2 separate regions of the Homo sapiens genome follow, and region 2 is linked to region 1. A link is a contact called in ENCODE Hi-C data. All regions are on one chromosome and are shown on one strand. The core of a region is the stretch at or near the end of the contact, and the rest is flanking DNA. Distances in the headings are between cores, read along the strand shown.

Region 1 (5,968 bases), core at 2,381-4,880:
CCAAAAAGACTTTTGCCTCTGACACTACCAAAACCACTCCAGATAAAATTCCAAATGACCTAAAATTGCTAAATCCAATTTTTATTTTTCAGTTCTCCTCTTGACCTATCGGTAGCATCTGACGTAAGTAAAACACTCTTCCTTGAAATATTTTCCTTCTTTCTTTTTTTTCTTTTTCTTTTTTTTTTTGAGACAGAGTCTGGCTCTGTTGCCCAGGCTGGAGTGCAGTGGCACGATCTCGCCTCACTGCAACCTCTGCCTCCTGGGTTCAATCGATTCTCCTGCCTCAGCCTCCTCGAGTAGCTGGGATTACAGGCATGTGCCATACGCCTATCTAATTTTTTTGTGTTTTTTACTAGAGACGGGGTTTTGCCATATTGGCCAGGCTGGTCTCAAACTCCGGGCCTCAAGTGATCTGCCTGCCTCAGCCTCCCAAAGTGCTGGGATTACATGCCTGACCAAAATACTTTCTTTACTTGGCTTCTAAGACACCATACTCTTCTGGGTTTTCTTCTTACATTACTAGTGGCTCCTTCGCAGTCTCATATGCTGGTTCTTTCACAGCTCCACAATTTATAAACATTAAGAGTATTCAAGGTTCAGCCCTTGCACCATTTGCATCTCTTGTCTATCTCATTTTATTAATGCTGTCAGTCTCACGGCTCCACTAGAATGTAGCTCCAACAGGGTGAGAATTGGGGGCTGTTTTGTTTATACTGGATCTCTAGCACCTAAAACAGTGCCTGGCATATAGTAGGTGCTTGACAAATATTTGTTCAATAAATGGTTGGATGAATAAATGGCTTTATATATTATCTATAAACTAATGAATTCTCCAATTTATACTTCCTGCCTGGATCTCTGTCTTGAGCTCCAGATACATCCAACTGCCTATTTGCTATCTCCATTTGAATGTGTAAAATACATCTCAAACTTAATGACTTAATGAAAGAGAACTCCAATCACCCTCCCAATGGCTTCTCCAGCTGGCTTCACTTTCTTAGCAAAGTGTAGCCCCATCCTTCCAGTTTCTCAAGCCAAAAATTTTCTCAAACAGTAACTAAACTGCTACTATATAAAAAGCACTGAATTTTGGTGCTTTTTATATAGCACCAAACTATAAGTCCTTTTTTTTTTTTCTTGCGACAGAGTACTCTGTCACTCAGGCTGGAGTGCAGTGGCACGATCTCAGCTCACTGCAACCTCCGTCTCCTAGGTTCATGCGATTCTCGTGCCTCAGCCTCCTGAGTGGCTGAGATAACAGGCATGCGCCACCATGCTCACCTAATTTTTATATTTTCAGTATTAATAGAGACAGGGTTTTGCCACGATGGCCAGGCTGGTCTCGAACTCCTGGCCTCAGCCTCCCAAAGTGCTGGGATTACAGGGATGAGCCACCGCGCCCAGCCTAACTCCTTTTCTTTCTCTCTCACTACATATCCAATCTGCCAACAAATACCCTGTATTTTGCCTTCAGAATATAACCAGCATCTGTTTATTTCTCACCACGTCCACGATTATTACTATGATTCAAGCCGTTATCATCTCTCACCTGGATGAATGCCAACAGCTTCTTAATTGGACTTCCTGCTTCTTGTCCACCTCCACTCCCCAATTCAGAACCACAAGCAGAAAAATTCTTTTCCAAACTTATGTCAGATCACATTACTTCTCTGCTCATAATCCTGCAGTTATTCCCATTTCACTAAGTAAAAACCCAAATCTTGAAAACTGCTTATAAGGCTCTCTTCAATCTGGCCCTAAGTCAACTCTGACCTCATCGTCTACTATTTTTCCCTCACTTATTCTGCTCCAGACATACTGGATTCTTCTGCTGTTCCTTCCAAAGGTCAAGCATATTTCTGCCTTTTCCCTTACTCTTCCCTTTGCCTGGAATGGTCTTCCCTTAGATATCTGCATCCCACCACCTCCTTCAGGTCTGCTCAAGTGTCACCTTCTCTGTGACTTTTCCCCCGATCATACTTAAAATTGCAACCCCATCCCTACCCTTGTATTCTTTATCCCTTTACTCTGCTCTATTTTTTTCCACAATACTTATCACCACCTAAAATACTACATATTTTACTTTCTGCTTGAAGACATGACTTTCTGTCTTTCACTCACTGCTATATCCCTAGCATTTAAATCAGTGCCTGGCACATGCTAAGTGATCAAGAGTCTATCTGTTGAGCTATGCTTTTATTTCCACCAGGGGGCCTAACAATCATGTAGCCTGGTGTTTCAGGAAAAGATCATAAAGCATCTCTAAGATTTCTTTCAGTGCTCTGATCCCTAGAAGGACTACAACTTGCCTAGAAAGAAAAACTGTGCTTTGTCTCGGCAACCACAAGGAGGAGTTGAGAAAAAGAACCGAGCAGAGAAACCAGATAATGCTGTTTCCCTTGCTTTTCCCACAGTAACCTCAAGGTGGAAGAACACTGGATCTGGAGCCTGCTGTACTGAATGAATGATTTTTCTCCATACTATGAGTTACCTAGACACAAACGTAAACAGGAAACATCACAATCCTTCCGAATGCCACAAAAAGGCCAAGGGAATCCATATACAATGGCCACTAAGGACAGGAAAGGTGTTTCTTTAACTCCAGCACTAAGAATTCTCCACAAATTCAGGGGAGGAGCTCCAGTTAGCACAGAAAGACACATAACTCACTGATGAAGACCGAGTGTTTCAGGTCGTCAGTACTCTTTGGCCAGAGAAGTATTAAGTCAATTCTATTTAATACTTAGGGCACCTAAAATTCGTAAGCGGTATAAGCAAGACAGTCCCACGTCTAAATTCACAGATTTGGCGGATCGCATGGAATTCATTAACATCAGACTCATTAAACACCCAAATCCATTTCCCACGGGCTTGTGACTCACCGCCACCTGTTGATGCCCACATTGGAGGAGCCGGCGAACCAGGGGTCCAGGATGTAGACGCAGCGGATGGTGTCGGCGCCCTGAATGCACTCCTTCAGGGCGGGGTTGTCGTGGAGCCGGAGCCCCTTTCGGAACCAGTGCACGGCGTTCACCCCCATGCCGGGGGGCGCGGCGGGTCCTCCACGGAGAAATTCAAGGAAGGAGGCTCCGGCTCATAGCCGACACCTTCGCTTCCAAGAGAATTGCCTCACCCGGGGCGTGAGGAAAGGGCGGCAGAGGGGGAACAGGAAAAAATGACTCCGAGGAGGGGACCGGAGAAGGCGGGGGCGCCGGAGGCGCAGTGGAAAGATGAATGGAGGTTGCCTAGTCGGCGGAGTCCGGGTGTGACGCCCTTTAGGAGCCCGCGCCCGCCGCAACCGCCTGGAGGCGACGCATAACTTCGAGGGCCTCGGACCTCCGGAGCCTGAGCAAGTTCCAGGAGCTCGAGCCGCCACGACGGCCCGAGCCGGCACGGACGGCCCCAGGAGATTCGTCACGGAAACCTCGCCCCACCAAGGCGGCCCCTAAAGACAAAACGGCCCGCCCGAGGTGAGTCACCGAGGAGAACCGGAGGGGAATGAGCCCCTGTCGGCGACGCTGTCTCTCGGCCCGGGAGAAAGGACCGGGAACGGAGGCTAGAGGCGGTGGTCGAGGCCGCTGGACGGTTGCCGGCCGGTGACCGGTCCCGAGGCTGCCCGGGTGACTCTGCCGCCGCCGCCGCGTCAGCGGCCTCGGCCCCGCCCCCGGCTCCTCATTGGAGGGCGCGCTCCCCTCGTGACCACCGGCACCTCACGTTTCTGAAGTGTGTTTACTACACTGGCTCGGAGGGGTAATCTGCTCGCGCTTCGGTCGCTTTTGGAGGAGCGGCAGCCGCTTGATCCCAAACTTGTTGACCCTCGTCCACACGCTGAACTCACTGCCTCTGCCCCTTTCCTGTGCCGACTGGTGGCCGTCCCTTGGAAGCAAATCGCGTTGACCACAGGCCCCTTGTGAGGGAAGGCTTAGCCCCGCCCCCAAGGGCCATGAGCGGCCACCATTGGCCGAGGCTCGCTGAGACCCGGATGAGCACGGGGATGCGGGGAGCTTGCGGGCGCGCGCGCTGCTCCGTTAGGCGCGCGTGCGCTCTCGCTGCGTTCCAGAGGGTAAGGGGGCGGGGCCGGCGGGCAGGAGCGCGCTCGGCGATTCCTCCCGTGGGATTTGGGGAGGGCCTGGAAATTGTCCGGTTTCCTTCAGGAGCCAGTGGTGGAGTCGGGCGGAGAGTGAGGGGAGGATGGAGTGGAAGGAGGAGAGTGGGAGGCTCCACGTACATTTCAAGTCCAAACCATGTGCTTCAATCCTGCTTTGGCCAGAGAACCCTACTTTGGAGATTGTGGAGCTGTGCCCCTCCACTCTCCTGGCCCTTGGGTGCCTCCTCCCCCTTGTACATACTCTGGGGAAAAGGGTAATTGGCAGGACGGATGCCAGGCATTCCTGGACTTCCTGGAATTTTTTTAATACTAGCGATATATATCATCAACCTTTCACCCCTCGTCTCTTACATTTAATGTAGTTTACCGGTCTCTTTGAAACTGGACGTTTGTCTACTTTTCCAGCGACAGTGAACTGCAGGCCATGGCATCCCTTAGATATATGATGCCCTTAAATTCATTCAATGATTACTTTTTGAATGAACTAGGCACTGTTCAAAGCACTAGAGATACAGGAGATACTTAATAAAACAGACTAAAACCCCACCCCTCCTGGGGTTTACAATTTGTCTCTTAACCTTTGCTGTTTTTTCCTCTATAAAATACTCTTCTTTGGAATCCAGTACTCAATATTACCACCTTTGAGCTACCTAGGATATTTCTACGCATCCCTTTAGACTCAGATGAAATAATAACTAATTTCTGAAAGTATTCCTGATCCCTAGGGCAAATTTAGGACCTCCCTGGGTTCTCCAAGTATGTTTCTGTTACATCACTTTTCACACTACCGTGAAAATTAGTTGAAAAGTGCCCATTCCTAGCAATACCAACTCAGTAATAGTACTTATTATCATAATAATGTGCCTCTGATTCCCTCTGAAGTGTGATTTCTCAAGGACTGGGTCTGTATTCAGTTTTCTTTTGTTTTTATTTTTTGCATCAACACCAGAACAGAGCCTGACATAGGCAAATGCTTATTTAATGAATGAATGAGTGAGTGAGTGAGTGCTGTTGGCCACCAGTGTGTTTGGCAAAGTTAAAAGAAAGAAGGAGATGGCAATTCTTATTGGTTGAATTGTGTGTCCCCAAAATCATATAACTCTCAATGACTATAAATGTGGCCTTATTTGGAAATAAGGTCTTTGTACATGCTCAAGTTAAGATGAGGTCATTAGGGTGCACCCTAATCCAGTGTGATTGGTGGCCTCATATAGTGGAGAAATTTAGACACAGAAATACATATACATACAGGGAAAATACCATGTAAAGATTGGAACTGTGCTGCCACAAGCCAAGGAACTACTGGAAGCTAGGAGAAAGACCTGGAACAGATCCTTTCTTAGCACCTTCACAGGACTGTCGCACTGCTGACACCTTGATTTTGAACTTCTGGCCTCTAGAACTGCGAGACAGTTAGTTCCTATTGTTCTAAGCCTCCCAATTTGTGGTGCTTTTTTACAGCAGCCCTAGCAAACTAGTGCAGCAATAAAGTAAATTCAATACTCTAGAGAGCCAATCTGTCTGAATAGTCTTCCCTACTTCTGCTTCTGTTGCCACAAGAAGTATATATCAGCCTTTCTTTGGTTCTGTAAGAATACTTTTAAAATTATATATATGAATGATATGGTTTGGCTGTGTCCCCACACAAATCTCATCTTCAATTGTAGTTCCCATAATCCACACGTGTTGTAGGAGGGACCCGGTAGGAGGTAATTTAATCATGGGGGCAGTTACCTTCATGCTGTTCTCATGATAGTGAGTGAGTTCTCACAAGATCTGATGGTTTTATAGGGGGCTTTTCCCCCTTTTGCTTAGCACTTCTCCTTCCTGCCTCTATGTGAAGAAGGTTGTGTTGGC
Region 2 (5,968 bases), core at 2,340-4,839, 250 kb before region 1:
CCCTGCAATGAATGATTTTCCACTTCCATCAGAATAAGATCTAAAGTTATAATATCCTACAAGACCAATCTGGTCTTCTCTGTTATCTACCTGATGTCATATCCTACTCCTCTTATGTATGGTGGGTCAGCCACACCAACTTCTTTACTGTTCTTCAGACATGCCACTGCTCCTGCCCCAGAGCCTTTGCTTTTACTCTTCTTCCTCTGATGCTCCTTCCTCAGTCACATTACTCTCTCTCTAATCCCTTCAAGTCATTTAAATAACTCATCTCAGTGAAGCCTTCCCTAACCATCCTATTTAAACGTATAACCCGGCCGGGCGCAGTGGCGCACACCTGTAATCCCAGCACTTTGGGAGGCTGAGGCAGGCGGATCACGAGGTCAGGAGTTCGAGACCAGCCTGACCAACATGGTGAAACCCTGTCTCTACTAAAAATACAAAAATTAGCCAGGCATGGTGGCACACATCTGTAATTCCAGCTACTCAGGAGGCTGAGGCAGGAGAATCGCTTGAACCCAGGAGGCGGAGGTTGCAGCGAGCCAAGATGGCGCCATTGTACTCCAGCCTGGGCGACAGAGCAAGACTGTTTCTCAAAAAAAAAAAAGTATAACCCATACATACTAGTTTACCCTCATGGGTTATTCCCCCAGAGCACTTATCACCTTCTAGCATATTATTTAATTAACTTTAAAAAAATTTTATTTACTTTTCTGTCCATGCCAGAGAATAAGTTCTGTGAGGACAGGAATTTTTTCTTTATTTTCTTTGTGATACCTGCCTGAAATAGTGCCTGGCATAAGTAAATAATAAATAATTACTGGATTGAGTTAGATTAAATAAAATTATTTATTTACATCTGAAAATCTTTTGTTTTTTTTTTTTTTTTTTTTGACAGAGAGTCTCACTGTGTTGCCCAGGCTGGAGTGCAGTAGTGCAGTCTTGGCTCACTGCATCCTCTGCCTCCTGGGTGCAACCAGTTCTCCTGCTTCATCCTCCCAAGTAGCTGGGATTACAGGCACGCGCCAGCATGCCTGGCTAATTTTTGTATTTTTAGTGGAGATGGGGTTTTAGCACGTTGGCCAGGCTGATCTCGAACTCCTGACCTCAGGTGATCCACCCACCTCAGCCTCCTGAAGTGCTGAGATTACAGGCGTGAGCACCACACCTGGTCGGGGATCGTTCTTTTCGTTGCCTGAATCATTTCAGATGGTTTTATTGTGGTTTGGTTGATACACAAAAAGCTGTACATAGTTAATGTATACAACTTGATGAGTTTGGAATTCTAAGTAAATACCTGAGAGGTATTACCATAATCAAGGCCATAAACTTTGTCATCAAAACAGTTTTTGTATTGGCATAAAACAGACATATTGACCAAAAGAACAAAAGAAAGAGTCCAGAAATAAACTCATGCATATATAGTTATCTTCAACAAGGGTGCCAAGAATACACAATGGGGAAAAAAATAGTCTCTTCAATAAATGGTTTTGGGAAGACTGGATTTCACTAAAAGAATGAAATTGAATCCTTATCTCACATCATACACAAAAATCAACTCAAAATAGATTAAAGACTTAAATGTAAAACCTAAAACAATAAAACTCTTAGAAGAACACTTAAATTAGCCAGGCATGGTGACACACCTGTAGTCTCAGCTACTCCGGAGGCTCAGGTGGGAGGATCACTTGAACTTGAGAGGTTGAGGCTGTAATGAGCTGTGATCACACTACTGCATTCTAACCTAAGCAACAGAACAATACCCTGTCAAAAAAAAAAAAAAAAGAGGGAGGAGGAGCAGGAGGAGCAGGAGCAGGAGACGTGAGAGAAAAAGCTTACGGACATTGGTCTTGGCAATGATTTCTTGGGTATGACACCAAAAGCACAGGCAACAAAAGCAAATATAGACAAGTAGAATTACATGAAACTAGAAAACTTCTGCACAGCAAAGGAAACAGTCAACAAAATGAAAAGGCAGCTTAAGAAATGGGAGAAAGTATTTTCAATCCATATACCTCAAGAGGTTAATATCTAAAACCTATTAAAAAACTCTTAATAGCCAAAAAAAAAACCTGATTTTAAAATGGGCAAAGAACCTGAATAGACATTTAACCAACGAAGACATGCAAACAGACAACAGGTACATGAAAAGGTACTTAACATCACTAATGCAAATCAAAACCTCAGTATCACCTCATACCTTGTTAGAAGGGTTATTCCAAAAAAAAAAAAAAAACCTCAAAAAACAAAAGATAATCGATGGTAAGGATGTGAAGAAAAGGAAATCTTTTTACACTGTTGGTGGGAATGTAAATTAGTATAGCCATTATGGAAAACAGTGTGGAGTTTTCTCAAAAGATGAAAAATAGAATTATTTGATTCAGCAATCACGCTTCTGGGAGTATATCCAAAGGAAATAAAATCACTGTTTCACAGAGATATCTGCATTTTCATCACATGGTCCTTACAGCACTGTTCACAATAGCCAAGATACTGAAACAACCTAAATGTCTATCAGTCAGATGAATGGATAAAATGTGCGTATATATGTATACACACACAGAGCAGAATCAGTAGAGTATTATTCAGCCTTTAAAAAAAGAAGGAAATCCCATCACTTGGAACAACATGGGTGGATCTGGAGGGCATTATGATAAGTGAAATAAACCAGGCACAGGACAAATACTCCATGATCCCACTTTTATGAGGAGTTTAAAATAGTGAAGCTTGTAGAACTAGATAGTAGAATAGTGGTTATCTGGGGCTGGGGAGAGGAGTAAATGGGGAGGTGTCAGTCAAAAGATACAAAGTTTTAGTTATGCAAGATAAGGTCTGGAGATCTCCTGTGTAGCAGAGCCTATAGTTAGCAATACTGTATTGTATACTTAGAATGTTGCTAAGGGAATAGGTCTTACGTTAAGTGCTCTTACCACAAAAGAAAAAAATACTTTTCAAAGATTTTGAGGGGTTTGGGTGCAGTGGCTCACGCCTGTAATTCCAGCACTTTGGGAAGCCATGGCAGGAAGATTGCTTGAGCCCAGGAGTTTGAGACCAGCTTGGGGAGCATAGTGAGACCTTGTCTCTACTAAAAATTAAAAAATTAGCAAGGGGCATGGTGGCGTGTGCGTGTGGTCCCAGCTACTCAGGAGGCTGAGGTGGGAGGATCATTTGAGCCCGGGAAGTCAAGGCTGCAGTGAGCCATGATCATGCCACTGCACTCTGGCCTGGGCAAGAGACTCTATCTCAAAAACAATTTTTTTTAATGAATAAAGAGGGCAAAAGGAAAATCTTTTGGAGATTTTAAGATTCGTTTACATAGACTTTACAGCCTTGAAAAAAGATATGTAAGCCCCAAATATAAAGAAGATACATTTGACCAGCAAGATTTATTAACAGCTATGGATCTACGTGTGCCATATCATGTTCTTCAGTGTAATTTCATGTTTTTGTCCAGCGATTCACAGAGGACTAGATTTTAGATTGCCTTTCCTCTCCCACAACTGACAAGGCTTTAATCAGGGCATTAAGGAGTTCTAAATAGGTCTTGCTTTTGAATCTGCATATCAGGAGGGGGCTGGGAGCATGAGCGGGAGGATGTCATGTCTCAGTGATTAATGATCTCTAGGAAGCTGAAAAGGGGAGTGTAATATACACAGTATTTCTACCCCCTGGAGTAGGAATGCAAACACTATTGTGCAGATCTGTGCATAGTCACTGACTTCCTGGTAGCTGGAGAATTTCATACACTCTTCTACCACAAATAAAACTGTCAGAGAAGTGACAGAGCTCAAAAAGCTGGCCTTCCTTACTTAAAAAGAATAGCTCAAACACAGTGAGCCAGAAAAATTAATTTTGTAGTTGTTTGGAAACCAAGTTGTTAAATAAGAAATAAGAAAATGGGAACTTTTCTTGAAAAGCCTAAAACCTCCAAATATTTGTTGAATCAAACTCTACATTTGGTTTCTTAAATTTACTGAATTCCTGGAAACTGCTTACTTTAAACGAATTTAAAGGGGAAACATTCCTTTGTAATGAAATGACCCATCTGAAACTTTTCAATCTGGTCTCTGGTAGGTTCAGAGCATCATACGGTCAGTGTATTTAAGAGCCTATTGCCTGATGTTTAGGGAAAAAATCATAACATTTCAGAATGGCTTGTATACAGTTTTTGAAAATAATTCTAAGGTAGAGTTATTTCCCCCCTTTTATTCTCAATGAATCTATGGTATTATTTAGTAACAATTTCTAAGTGCTTAAGATAGAAGCAAAACGTTCTGAACTATAGATAAGATAAACTACAGATATTTGCAAAAAAAAGTTTTAAGAGAAAGTTTTGGGGAAAGCTTATATTTCAGCCACCTTTGATTATTTACCAATAACCAAATATAGAGATTTTGTGCATAACACCAGTAGCAGCAGCAGTATTTGGTTTTAGTGAGGGCAATCAAATAACTTGTATTTTACTAGGAACCATTTATTCATATGACTTGTTAAATTATTTTTTGCTCTTGATTCATTTTTTTGATGCCCTATACATTACCACTTTCTGTTCTGCATTGTCTAACTTTTCAACTGACTTGTTACTGGTTTTTATTTTTCCATAATATAAAAAGAAAGGAAATATTCATTCTTGGGGAAGTGGAGCACAATTCAGGGTAGAGGAAAGAAAAATTTTTGTATTTCTATTTCTTTGTTTTTCTGTTTGTTTTGCTTTATTTTTTAGGGTGTCACTATAATCTAAAGTAGAAGGAGCTACTGGTCTAAATTAAGATAGTATCAGATAGATTAAGCTCTAAATTTGGTTTCCAAGTGGTTGGACTTTTAAATTGCATTTGCAGGAGTTTATTTTTAGTCAGGATGTGGTTATTTTTAGATCTGCTTCTCTGTCACTAGGAAATAAAATGCCTGTCTTTCCATTGTTGATCAGGAAGTTCTAAGGCACAGGCATATAAGAGCCAGTTAGCCCAGAACACCACCACTCCTTTTAGATGAAAGAATATGAAATAACTCATGGAAGAAAATATGTTTGTTGAGAACATATCTAATTTTGAAATTGTTAGTGTCATTTTAATCTTTTGTACACTGAACAACAGAACAAGGTTTTTAGGGAATGCCAAAAATATAAGGTTTGGGTTCCCCCTACTGGTGTGCATCCCAGTCTCGTGTATTCATTAATACACAGCTGAAAGGCCTAGGGGCTAGAGATTAGAAATAGCTATATTAACTTCATTTAGAGACCTGATGATAAGAAAGAGAGAAAAAACTCCATTTCCCTTTTTCTGCATATGTCTTACAAAAATTGGGATGATTTTTAAATTGTATTTTCTACATTTAGAAAGAATAAAACTTAATTCTACCATATTTGGTTTATTGTTGTTGCTACTGATAAGCTGCTTATTTTCAGTGTTTCTCAAATGCTTTATGTTGTAATCTAAGGAATAATAAAACACCAGTGGATCCACAAAAGGATTTAAAATCCCAGGGAAGAAATGCAAAGCTAGCATTGTTGCCATAATAAAATTAAGGAGCTGGCATTAAAGCTCACTAATTCCTATTTTAGCATTTCAGAAAGTGACATGACATCATGTGATTGTGTCTGTCTATTCAACATTTGTTTTTTTTCTAATTTGTACAACATATATTTGAAACAGTTTTTTATTTCCTATCTCATAGTAAGTGTCAAGTGTCCATAATGGCTCATTTTTGGAAAAGAAATATTTTAATTGACTCTTAAAAGTCACTTTTGAACTTCTTATTATGTTTGCATTTTAAAGGACTATTCAATCAAGTTAAAATATTGTATTTTTTTAATTGCTTTTCAGCAATGCAGTCAACCTTTTAAGCAATGTTCCAGTCTCTTGTTTGGATGTTCTCATTTGTCCGTTAACCCATGAAGAAACAGCCCAAGAGGCAACGACTCTAGATGAACTGCCCAGTAATAAAACAGCTGAGAAAGAAACAGTTTTGA

What was found. A loop is a pair of places that touch in the nucleus more often than their neighbours do. Pooled maps may share reads with other maps.
Region 2: a loop to region 1 is called in a pooled map, with 3 times the contacts of the local background. The contact joins the enhancer-like site here to the promoter of CRY1 in region 1. A Hi-C loop is called at or near these places in 1 of 168 maps with a recorded cell type or tissue (CD4-positive, alpha-beta memory T cell), 1 of 37 single-sample maps with no recorded cell type and 14 of 50 pooled maps.

What each region holds. Positions count from the first base shown.
Region 1 is chr12:107,089,919-107,095,886 of GRCh38, forward strand. It overlaps CRY1 (cryptochrome circadian regulator 1), which reads right to left and starts at 3,631. Exons shown (of 13, transcript NM_004075.5): 1 at 2,886-3,631. The coding sequence starts at 3,043. RefSeq lists silencers at 3,463-3,692, 4,023-4,102 and an enhancer at 3,773-3,922.
Region 2 is chr12:106,836,767-106,842,734 of GRCh38, forward strand. It overlaps RIC8B (RIC8 guanine nucleotide exchange factor B), which reads left to right. Exons shown (of 10, transcript NM_001330145.2): 5 at 5,823-5,968. Among named protein-coding and RNA genes, the nearest start is that of RIC8B, 65 kb to the left of the region's middle. Within about 2 kb of position 3,590, at least 7 of the 41 ENCODE cell types and tissues checked have a DNase peak (open chromatin) inside an H3K27ac peak, as active enhancers do.